Linked DNA regions of Homo sapiens: all the other regions are linked to region 3. The links are chromatin contacts, found by Hi-C in ENCODE. All regions are on one chromosome and are shown on one strand. Each heading gives the region's core, a stretch centred on a gene start or an enhancer-like site at or near the end of the contact. The rest is flanking DNA. Distances are from core to core; before and after follow the strand shown. Region 1 holds the start of LDHA (lactate dehydrogenase A). Region 2 holds the start of GTF2H1 (general transcription factor IIH subunit 1). Region 3 holds the start of COPB1 (coat protein complex I subunit beta 1).

What was found. A loop is a pair of places that touch in the nucleus more often than their neighbours do. Pooled maps may share reads with other maps.
Region 1: a pooled map shows a loop between it and region 3 (6-fold over the local background). The contact joins the promoter of LDHA here to the promoter of COPB1 in region 3. A Hi-C loop is called at or near these places in 8 of 50 pooled maps.
Region 2: a pooled map shows a loop between it and region 3 (5-fold over the local background). The contact joins the promoter of GTF2H1 here to the promoter of COPB1 in region 3. A Hi-C loop is called at or near these places in 6 of 50 pooled maps.

What each region holds. Positions count from the first base shown.
Region 1 is chr11:18,392,754-18,396,495 of GRCh38, forward strand. It overlaps LDHA (lactate dehydrogenase A), which reads left to right and starts at 1,810. Exons shown (of 8, transcript NM_005566.4): 1 at 1,810-1,883. RefSeq lists enhancers at 1,105-1,769, 1,416-1,505, 1,770-2,435, 1,816-1,905, 3,170-3,671 and a silencer at 2,666-2,715.
Region 2 is chr11:18,320,901-18,325,110 of GRCh38, forward strand. It overlaps GTF2H1 (general transcription factor IIH subunit 1), which reads left to right and starts at 1,667. Exons shown (of 15, transcript NM_005316.4): 1 at 1,667-1,840. It overlaps HPS5 (HPS5 biogenesis of lysosomal organelles complex 2 subunit 2), which reads right to left and starts at 1,240. Exons shown (of 23, transcript NM_181507.2): 1 at 1,046-1,240. RefSeq lists enhancers at 738-1,687, 825-2,024, 915-1,214, 1,225-1,644.
Region 3 is chr11:14,497,105-14,501,124 of GRCh38, forward strand. It overlaps COPB1 (coat protein complex I subunit beta 1), which reads right to left and starts at 2,707. Exons shown (of 22, transcript NM_001144061.2): 1 at 2,603-2,707; 2 at 1,734-1,881. The coding sequence starts at 1,824. RefSeq lists an enhancer at 2,829-2,928.

The DNA.
Region 1 (3,742 bases), core at 560-3,059, 3.9 Mb after region 3:
TTTCAGAACCTAGAGTGATCTTAGAATCTAGAGTGATGGGAAAACTGTTAGAACATGCAAGCATGCCCTGCTATTTTTTTTTTTTTTTTGAGACAGGGTCTCACTATGCTGCCCAGGCTAGTCTCGAACTCCTGGCCTCAAGCAGTCCTCCCACCTCAACCACATTGGTGCTGGGATTACAGGCATGAGTCACTGCACCTGGCCCCTTGTGCTATTTTGGAGCTGAGGTTAGAGTTTTCCGTCAAAACCAAGAAACTCAGTTATGGATCTATCTCAAAGCTGCACTGGGCTGCTGCTGTAGGTTCAGGGAGTAAGTAAAGCCATCCACCCCTTTGGGCTGAAAGTTCCAGCCCTCTAATTCCCTAATCATTTGGTCTTTCCCATGACTGGCTCCTTCCTGAGGCTATCTAAGACTCCTCATTCATTAACATTAAGTCAGGGAAAAAGGCTCTTTATAAATAACAAAAGACATTCCTATCAGAAAATTCAGGAAATTTTGGCATACTCAAGGGCTTACCAAATATATTTCATAATATACCCCACAGTGGGGAAGTATTGGTACAAATTAAAGAAGAGATGGAGGAGGGCGGGCTAGGCAATGGAATCAGCAAGAATACAGGCCCAGAGGTAAGTATGATAAGAAAACAAAAAATTGAGCTGGGCACGGTGGCTCACGCCTGTAATCCCAGCTCTTTGTGAGGCCGAGGCGGCCAGATCACTTGAGGCCAGGAGTTTGAGATCAGCCTGACCAACATGGTGAAACCCCGTCTCTACTAAAAATTACAAAAATTAGCCGGGCGTGGTGGCGCCTGGCTGTAATCCCATCTTCTCAGGAGGCTGAGGCAGGAGATTCGCTTGAACCCGGGAGGCGGAGGTTGCAGTGAGCCGAGATCAGCCCACTGCACTCCAGCCTGGGCGACAGAGCGACTCCGTTTCAAAAAAAAAAAAATTAATAATTAAAAAAAAAATCGCAGGGCAAGTGGGCGCGCTTGTAGTCCCAGTCACTTCGGGGAGCCGAGGTGGGAGGATCGCTTGAGCCAGAAGGTCGAGGCTGCAGGAAGCCATGATCACGCCACTGCCCTCCAGCCTGGGTGACAGAGTGAGACCCTGTCTCGAAAAATACCAAAAAACAAATAAACAAACAAAAAACCAAAACCAAAAAAACAAGCCACTGACAGTTCTTGGGTATGGTTGAGACTCGAGATGAGATGCCAGTGGGGTGGGCAGTAGAAAGTGCAGAATAAAATGTACATTTGAACTGAGTCACCCTGCAAGGCCTGAGAGGCCAAGGCTTCACTGTGAGTGGGAGCTGGTAGGCTTAGCAGCAGAGGGAAAAGCAGCGTCGAGTTTTGGAGGTCACTCGACTTAGGTAAGAACAGACTGACTGACTGCTAGGCATTTTCTTCCTTTCGTTCAACAAATATTTGTGGAGTGCCTATTACGTGCCAGAAGCTGTTCTGGACACTGAGAAACAGGGATGAAGAAGAAACAGATCCAAGCCTTCCTGAGAGTAACCTCCCCAGGTTTCATGGATGAGGAAACTGAAGGTCGTCCTGACTCAGGCTCATGGCTCCGACCCCGGCTTCTGTGGTTGGAGGGCAGCACCTTACTTAGACTCCCAGCGCACGTGGAGCAGTCTGCCGGTCGGTTGTCTGGCTGCGCGCGCCACCCGGGCCTCTCCAGTGCCCCGCCTGGCTCGGCATCCACCCCCAGCCCGACTCACACGTGGGTTCCCGCACGTCCGCCGGCCCCCCCCGCTGACGTCAGCATAGCTGTTCCACTTAAGGCCCCTCCCGCGCCCAGCTCAGAGTGCTGCAGCCGCTGCCGCCGATTCCGGATCTCATTGCCACGCGCCCCCGACGACCGCCCGACGTGCATTCCCGGTACGGTAGGGCCCTGCGCGCACGGCGCCAGAGGGATGGGCGGGTAGAGCCAACTGCCTCTGGTTCTGCTGGCCTCCGCTGCTCGCGAAGGGATTCCTGCTCCCGGGAGGTGTAGGAGCCGCTTTCCAGAAGCACAGCCCAGAGACGTCTGGGCGGCGGCCCACACAACGCATGTGTTCGGAGCTCGCCGCGCTCTGCTTTTGCTCTAAGCGGGAACCATGGCTTCTGGCCACGCTGGGGAACCGAGGAGGTGGCCGCACCCAAGCAGGGGTCGAAAGCCCGGGTGGATGCGGAACAAGGATATGATAGGCCTTAAGGGTGGGGGATACCTCTGGGCTCGAAATCGGCGGGCGGTGCAAAACTCGAGGTCCAGTTCTCGGAGCCCATAGAGCCAAAAAAGCCTCAGCTTGTCCGGGGCGGGTTCTTGAAAGACGGAAAGCGGCTGAGTACCACGCGGCTTGCATTTTTCTCTTGGGACGCTCGAGAGGTGGGCTCCGTGAGGGCAGCTGCTGCCTGCAGATTATAGGGAGCCCTTTGCGCATTTATTAAGAAGCTACTGGTGTATCTCGGGCTGCGCTAGGCACGGCGCATGCAAAGATGAAGCAGGCAGCATCCCAGCCCTTCCGCACCTCAGACGGTCAGTTGAGTAGGATCCGCCGGTACCAACTCCTCCTTTTAACAAATAGGGAGACCGAAAGCTAGGAGACAGTCAGGGATCTCTAAGTTCCCAGTGAGTAGGAGGCAGAGGTGAGGTGTAGAACTCGTTTTTGCATGTCTCTCGCCTCTAGACGCACCCTTCCCTCATCCCATGCCCTCCCACCTCCGCCCCTACATTAAAGGTAGCATTGGATCCCGGGGCCGTTCAGTGAAGCTAGCAGGTGTCCGCAGGAACTCCCTTCCCCCTGCCAGGCTAGAAACCTTACAAGGCTGTCTAGAAATAGCAGTGATTTGTAAGGAGAGACCCGGCTCCAGCTTGGTGACTCTGGGCTGACTGCCTGCCTAGAGGTCCTCTCGGATTTTTGCCCTTTGGAGTGGTGTCAAAACTAGACGTGATACTTTGGGGATGCAGCCTGTGATATTTCCTCCAGCGAATGCAGTGCAGGGTTGGATTAACAAGGTGGAAAGAATTCGAGGGTTCCACCAAGTAGCTATTAACTCTAGGGCTGCAGGCCTCAGGCCTTCTGCAGCTATTTCTACACTCCCTGTACTGAAACTATTTCTTCATACTGGGCCTGACAGGCCTTTGCAACAAGGATCACGGCCGAAGCCACACCGTGCGCCTCCCTCCCGGTTGGTTAACAGGCCCTGGTTTCTAGTATTGCGATTTAAAGTCTGGCGCTGGCTGCGCGCCAGACCTGGGAGGCTGCCAGCTAGGCTTCACGTTGCTGGCGTCTGCTTCGGGGCATTCATTAGGTCTGAAGTCTGAATCCCAGCTCCCTCCCTCTCACCCACTGAGCTGCATAGCTCCAGATTGCCTCTGCTTACGGGCGGGGCTTCTCAGCCTTCTGCCTTCTGGCCCGATGCCCGCTTCCCAACGGCCGGAGGCCGCTAGACTAATCGGCTTCGCCCTGCGCGCTGTAATGCGCATGCGCACGCGCACAAGTTCCTGGGCCCGCCCATCTTCCGGACTTGGGCGGGGCGTAAAAGCCGGGCGTTCGGAGGACCCAGCAATTAGTCTGATTTCCGCCCACCTTTCCGAGCGGGAAGGAGAGCCACAAAGCGCGCATGCGCGCGGATCACCGCAGGCTCCTGTGCCTTGGGCTTGAGCTTTGTGGCAGTTAATGGCTTTTCTGCACGTATCTCTGGTGTTTACTTGAGAAGCCTGGCTGTGTCCTTGCTGTAGGAGCCGGAGTAGCTCA
Region 2 (4,210 bases), core at 417-2,916, 3.8 Mb after region 3:
AAACCCAAAGAAATTGTTTACATAAATAAAATCTTCTTAGCCAGTAGCTACATACAGTAGAACTGAGCTCAAATTGAAAGCTGCTATTAATCAAATGCAACAATGGATATAAAAAGTACCTAGAAATGTACAAACAGTATAAAGAGGAACAGCAGAATGCTGATAATTGTTCAAGTTGCGTTAAGTGTACATGAGGGTTCAATTTATTATCCTACTTTTGTCTGCGTTTGAAATTTTCCACAATAAAATTTAAAAAATATATACATAATATTGTACAAGCCTTCAACAGCTCTATTTCTTGAAAATCTGTTATCTCCTCCCTGCTTCTTTTTCCAGCCTTATTTCCCATCTTAACCTCTCTATTCTCCAACTACATTGGACTCGACTCTTTTTTTCTTTTTCATTCCATAAACTTGCTGTGCCTCCATGGTTTAATATATGATGTTTATGGAATCTTCCCCCATTTACCAAAACCCTACCTTTCTGCAAAGCTGAGTTTAAATGTTACTTCTGTGAAGGCACTCTACCAAAAACTAAGAACATAGAAGTTGGCGACAAATGCTTAACCAAAGTAAATGAAACAACTTTTGGGAGACTGGCTTGCCCAAGGATCACAGAGTTCATAAATGGTAGAGCTGAGATTAGAATACGCGTCTCCTGAATCCAAATCTCATCTTTCCATTATCGTAAAATAGTTCAGTGTTTGTTGCTCACACATCAAATGCAAACATGTTTCTCTTTTGCCCCAGTAGGTGCGTGGAGGAAGAGGAGAAAGAAGTAAGAAAGATAGCAAAAATTGAAGAAATGAGAAGGGGAAGTTGCAGACTGCCTCATTTTCACAATGGGATCTTTCTATCCAAGAAGAAATGATCAGAAAACAACTCTCTGCCTCAGACAAATGGCGACTGACTCATTTATACATTCATTCATTCAACATTCTGAGTGCCTACTATGTTCCAGGACCTGAACACACCGCTAGAGACACAGGGATGAACAAAACACAATCCCTACCCACAAAAAGCTCCTTGCCTAGTGGAACTACTACCTTTTTAACAGCAGTAACTTTAATATCTTGAGATTTCTTGAGAGGAGACCCAGTAACCAATTTTCAAAGCCAGGCTCACAGACCAGCAGCCCGGAGGTCCCAGCCCAGCTCCACCACATCCAGGGCAGTACCTCGCAGCTCTCAGTAGATCGGATCTTGTCTCCCGGCTTAGCGCCGGGGAACTCACCGCGCACTAAGAGCGGAACGTGAACTTCAGTCTCCCCTCGCGTTCCTCCCCTTCCTTGCTGACGTCATCCAGGAGAGCCGCAGACTGGAAACAACGCTACTAACGGCACTTCCTCATCACGTGACGAGTCACGCCCCTCCTTCCGCGTGGTCCCTCCCCCTCAGGCCGCGGTCGCGATTACGCTCTCTACGGCCTGCGACCGCAGGGCCGTTGCGGGCTGGAGACACGGCGCCGACTGGAACCGGAGGAGCTCTAGGCCAAATGGTTGGGCCAGCCAGGATCCCAGGACCCTTCGCCGCTCGAGACCGGAGAGAGGAAACGAAACAGGCGGGAACCCGTGGGGGAGGGAGGGAACTAGCGGAAGGTGTCATGGCGGCCGCGCTCTTGAGTCACGTGCCCAGGGCCCGCCTTGCTACTTCCGGTCACGTGCCCTCAGACTCCTCGCAGCCAGCGATGGAGGCGAGACCCCCTAGTAACAGAGGCGGTGGCTACTGCTGCGGCCACTGGGTTTCGGCCTCTTCCCAGCAGCGGCTCTAAGAAGCGCAGCGGAACTCGACCGGATCCAACCCAGTTAGTTACTTCCTGTCTAGAGTTGTAGCTTCCACCTGGTAAGTTTAGACCGAAGAATGCAGGCGGGCGGGTGGGTGGGCGGGTGAGGAGCTGACAGGCCTGGGGGCCGCTGGACGGCGTGGATTCTACCCCTGTTCCCAGCGTCGCTGTCGCCGTCCTCCCAACGCCCAAGCCTGGCGTCTTGTTTGCCCTTATCCCGAGGCGAGGAAGAGGCGACCCCTAATCTACTTGTCTAAAGGAAACCTGCTCTTAAATTGAGAGCAGGTTTACCCAAAGCCAGGATCAGATTTGGCTTATGAGAATGAAGTGGAGGCCTCTCCCAGACAGAGAAGCCCTTCCCGTCAGGAAATGTGCTGTTGAGTCTGGGATTCTGTAAGAGAAAAGCTGTCACCTTGTTGTCTGCACACCTTTTGCTTCCACCTGTCAATCTTACCTCTCTTAAAAACCTTAACACGTGCCAGTCCACACACTCCTAGTTTTGGTCATTTGATTGTCGTGTAATGATGAAAAATAGACCATGAGTACCTGGATATATGTAATTATTTTGTAAATCCCCCAGTGTTCTCAAAGGCCAAATTAAATAAGGAGGTGACTTTTCTTATTTTTTTTTAAGAGACAGAGTCTTGTTCTGTCGTCCTGGCTGGAATGCAGTGGCGTGATAATAGCTCACTGTAACCTCGAATTCCTGGGCTCAAGCGATTCTCCTGCCTAGACCTCCCAAAGCGCCAGAATTATGCTACAGTGCCTGGCCCCAAATGACTCCTAAACTCCAATTTTAGCATCAGTAAAATGGGGATGGGGAAAGAAGATATGAAAAATACACCCTTTGTCCATTTGAAGACCCAGTCTTAAAAACAAAAACAAAAAAAAAACTGAGTGGTTTGAATGAAATGTGCTTTGCAGTGAGTATTGACTCCATACAAACCAATATCCAGACTTGTGATTTTCAAACATTTTAAAGGAGTGGAACAATTTCTCCCCATGAATTTTTATCTGGAACCCAATATATAAAGCAGCATGCTCTGGTGGAACTAAATTTAAAAGGGCCAGGCCCCACCACCCCACTTAACTTCTATCCTAGAGGCCACTCCTTGGAACACAGTTTGAAAACCACTGAACTGGACTTAGGTAATTAAGCCAAAGTTGCCAACCTTAAGATTTTTTAAAAGACAAAACCAGAGCAGTTGAGATGGAGAGGTCACAACCGCAGGGAAGGTAACCTCTAGTAGCAGGCCTTGGACTTAGAGAAGGACTAAACTCTGGAGAGAACTTTGTACCTGTTAGCAGGCTTAAGTCCCTCATTCAGAAAGGAGAAAAAAGAGATGGTCTGCTATCCTCACTCAGCCGACATTTTTTTTTTTTTTTGAGACGGAGTTTTGCTCTTGTTGCCCAGGCTGGAGTGCAATGGCGCGATCTCTGCTCACTGCAACCTCCATCTACCGGGTTCAAGGGCTTCTCCTGCCTCAGCCTCCCCAGCGGCTGGGATCACAGGCGCACGCCACCATGCCTGGCTAATTTTTGTATTTTTGGTAGAGACGGGGTTTCACCATGTTGACCAGGCCATTCAGCCGACTTGTAGCAGTGCAACAGATTGGTAAGTTTGAGTCTCTCTTAGGTGATATAAAATACACATTGCAGTACAAATGTGAAAAAAAATCAAAGCAAATTCAGAGAGGGCTTTTGAAAAATACTAGGAAACTTGGTGCAGTGTGGGAGAAGAATCAGTTAAAAGTAGTGAAGCCAGCGACCAGCACCAGTCCTGGGTTGTGAATGCTTCCTGTGTGTACTGCCCTCAAGGCTTGTAACTTCTCCCTGCTGGTACCATGTGTCCTGCCCTCTGATAACCTGCTTCTCTGTGCTATTTTATTCCCTACCATCAGAATGTTGTCTGGCATACCTTGAGCTTTCCTAGCATTTTGGCCACCATTTATCTCTGCCTTATGCATACTGCTGATAGAGATGTCTTTGTGCCCTTCCTTTCTCTTTCCTGCCTTCAGTGTGGCAGTATCAGCCATTGACCTAGTAGTTCCTCTTTTCACCACTTTGATTACCAACTGATTACTCTTCTCTCAATTTTGGTAATATACTCTTGTCAGCATGCAGTATTTATTAATGGATATGAGCATATTTTCTTCTGTCATGCATCTCTGTCGCATTTTCCTCCTGCCTCTTCCCTGCACTGCTGTAAAATGTACAAGTGCTCAGTCCTAAAATTGCCACATCAGTTATTCTCCTTAATATCTTCCTTGTCTGTGAAATTATCCTTAAAACAGTACATTTTGGTCACTCTTTACATACTTATAAAGTTATTCCCTTTAATGCTGAATTGTTCAAACACTTTTGGATTGCTTGATGGCAAGCAGCATTCCAAATCTCCATTTTTGTATGCTGGCAGATATAACAGTGCT
Region 3 (4,020 bases), core at 1,457-3,956:
AAAATCTCCAGGACGCTGGTCTGGCCAAAAATTTCTTGAATAATACCCCACAGGCACAGGCAACCAAAGCAAAAACGGACAAATGGGATCACATCAAGTTAAAAAGCTTCCGCACAGCAAAGGAAACAATCGACATACGTGATGAGACAACCCACAGAATGGGAGAAAATATGTGCTAACTACCTATCTCACAAGGGATTAATAACCAGATATGTAAGGAGCTCAAACAACTCTACAGGAAAAAAAAAAACTCATAATCTGATTTAAAAATGGGCAAAAGATTTGAACAGACATTTCACAAAGACATACAATTGGCAAACAGGCATATGAAAAGGTGCTCAACATCACTGATCATCAGAGAAATGCATATCAAAACTACAATGAGATATCATCTCACCCCAGTTAAAATGGCTTTTATCCAAAAGACAAGCAAAAACAAATGCTGGAGAGGATGTGGAGAAAAGGGAACCCTCGTACACTGTTGGTGGGAATGTAAACTAGTATACCCACTATGGAGAACAGTTTGGAGGGTCCTCAAAAAACTAAAAACAGGGGTACCATACGATTCAGCAATCCGACTACTGGGTATATATCCAAAAGAAAGGAAATGAGTACATCAAAGAGATATCTGGACTCCTATGTTTGTTGCAGCACTGTTTACAACAGTCAAAACTTGAAAGCAACCTAAGTGTCCACCAACAGATAAATGTATAAAGAAAATGTGGTACATATACACAATGGAGTACTATTCAGCCATAAAAAAAGAATGAGATCTTGTCATTTGCAAAAATATGGATGGAACTGGAGGTCATTATGTTACATGAAATAAGTCAGGCATAGAAAGACAAACTTCACATGTTCTCACTTATTTGTGGAAGCTAAAAATCAAAACAAACTCACGGAGACAGAGTAAAAGGATGGTTATCAGAGGTGGGAAGGGTAGTGGTAGGGAAGTGGAGATGGTTAATGGGTACAGAAAAAATGAGTTAGACCCGATATTTGATAGCACACAGGGTAACTACAGTCAATAATAATTTAATTGGACATTTAAAAATAACTGAAAGTGTAACTGGATTGTCACACAGAAGACAAATGCTTGAAGGGATGGATACTCCATTTTTCCATGTGATAATTATGTATTGCATGCCTGTATCAAAGCATTTCATGTACCCCATAAATATATACATCTACTGTGTACCCCCAAAAATTAAACATTACAAAAAGTTCAGAAATATAGTTGTTTTCTTATTTGCAAAAATGCATAAAAAATGAAAAGGTAAACTTTTCTGGAAAATACATGTTTATTCCAGTGTTCACCTAATTGTTTGGGTGGGTAATCCAAAGAACAAAGTTCTTTTGGTTTTACAAGCTAAGTAACATGAAGTTAAGTGCACGATGGAATTAAGATATTCCAATACACATCCTCAACCTGTTGCCTAGAGAAAATAATCAGCCACATTAATATATTGAAGTCTACAAAAATTATGACATTTTGAGGAATATCTAAACTATTACAATTTCTTTAGGTTTACTAAGATAAACTGAGATGTTCTATTTCAAACAACCAATATTTAAAGAAGTTCGCATTTTTAATAAAAGGTCTATCGAAGAGATCCTAGAAAAACTTTAGACAAAAATTAAGCATTTCTAATTATAAAGGAATATGAAATATGAGTTTTTTATTTTTGTTTTTTCTTTTTTCATTTCATTCTCAAAATAATATCGAAGTTTACCTAGATCATTTTTTAAGCTAATTTCAGATGGTGGTTCTGAATCCATTGGCACGTTAATTAACGTGTAGCATACGTTCTCAGCCGCCGTCATGGTTTCTGGTTATATTATAACCAATCCTTGACACAAGATTTAAGGATGCCAGAAAATCTAGAAAAATAAACACAGACATATCATTACAAATTAAAAAAAAAAAACCCACAAACAAGTACCTATAGTGACCTTTTAAAGTATTAGAAAGGGCAGGTCAATCTATATCGTGTTCCCATAAAAATAAATTCTAGTAAAAACCACATTATCAGCTCTGGCATAAGGTATATTATCTATCACTCCCTCATCGCATCCCGGTCCAGTGTTTGAGAATGCTGTATAGCCGAATGAAGGCCCACAGAACAGTGACAGTCCCCCCAGCCACACCCCACAATGTTATGGACCGTATGGTTTTTACACAACACACAATCTGCATGCTCAAGTTAAGAGACCTTGTGCCTGAATACTCTGCCAAAACCCTAAAGCGCTTTATCGCGGTCCTTGGTGGGTTCCGACTCTATGTCCGCGGGTCCCTTAATCAACGCGCTGCACCCCCACCTCGCCCCACCCGCTTCCTCCTCCCCTTCCTCCAGCAAAGCAGCCCTAGGCCTGAAAGGGTACGCCTAGGGGTCTTGGGAGGGAAAAGACCCCCGGCCAATACAAAGGACGGGATGGAGCGTCCGACCCGGAGCTTCCTAGCCCTCCGCCCCCACCCCGACCCGCACCCCCACCCGTACCCCCACCCGGTCCCTTCTGCCAGGCCCAGACGCAAGCGGCCTAGTCGCTCCCCTTCCGCATCTTCCAGCTAGAAAGCCAGTTCTTCCGACTCTGCCCGACCCACCACGCCTCTGGGACTGGGGGCTTGTGGCCCACTACCAGGCTCCGAGGGGCAGTGGTTTGGTGCAGCCGCGGATCCGTCTACTGCGGCTCCGTCTACTCCGGCTATGAACCGCAGCAGCGGCGGCGGCGGCTCCAGAGTCCTTGGCTGACGTGGAAGGGGGTGGGGTAACGACCGAAGCCACAGCCACCTAGCACCTACGGCGACTCAGAGAGGACATGCTTTCTTTGTGCAGCGCTTGCGCGCTGCAAGTATATCCTATTTTCTTCCTCTTCTCTTGTCCAGGGTTTGATTAGGCCGCAGAGCAATGAAACCACGTATTTTCTAGTTTTCCCTGCAAGCCAAGCTCTGAGTTAAGCACTATGCTAATTTAAACGCTAACTGGAAATCGTTCCTTCTTCAGGAACAGTCAAGGGGAGAAAGTGCTTGGAGAGAGGGAAACTTTTACAGGGCTCTGTTCCCGTGAAAAAGAGCTCTGGACTAGAAAGTGGAAACCCAGTAATCCTTTTTCTTGTCCACACCCTAATAAACTGGGAAAGTAACTAATACTATTGGGAAGGTAATTCAGTTATTTTATTAATTATCACTAGATTAAAATCCATTTCAGTTCTTAACATCGCTAGTAGTTTGAATCTGCCTCTCTGCAGGTAGGGCTGGAGTTATTTGAAAATCCAAAGTCACATTGGTATAATTTCTGCTTTTTATTTAATAATGGCCTCTTTCCGTGATCCTTTCTGAGCACCCAGTAGATTAGAAAAAATTTTTATGCATAAAGGGAGACAGTCACTGTTTTAAAGGATTTTACGTATCTCCAAAGACCTGTTACAGCTGCAATCAGCCATAGTACTTTCGGTTTTGCCCATTTGAAGTTCCATAGCACGCCCCGCCCCTACACCTCCCTCTGCCCACAAAAGGGTTTTATGGCCAATTATTAATAACAAAATATCTTAAAGCTTAAGCAAAATACTGCGAATAAAAACAGATCTGACGGCAACTGCCCTAGTTAACAGGTTCATCTCAGGAAGATGGAACACCAATAGTACCTCATTTATGTAGGATCTAGCTCTTTTGAGCTTTCTCTTTTTAGAACCATCAAGCAATCTACAAATTCTTTGAGCACCCAAAATTGTATTCAAAGGCCATGTGTTGACAGCACTTTAAGAGTGCCTCTCTGATTCTGTGCATTCATTTTTTTTAATATTTAATCTTAATGGTAGAGTGACATGAATACAGAGATCCCATATACTCTTTACCTAGTTTCTCCCAATGGTAACATCTTGCATAGTTATAGTACAATATCAATTTCAGGAAATTGACAGACATAATTCACCCAGCCTTGTTCAGACTTCACTAGTTTTACATGTACTCGTTTTTATATTCACTTGTAGACAATTTTATCATGCTTATATGTGTGTAATCAC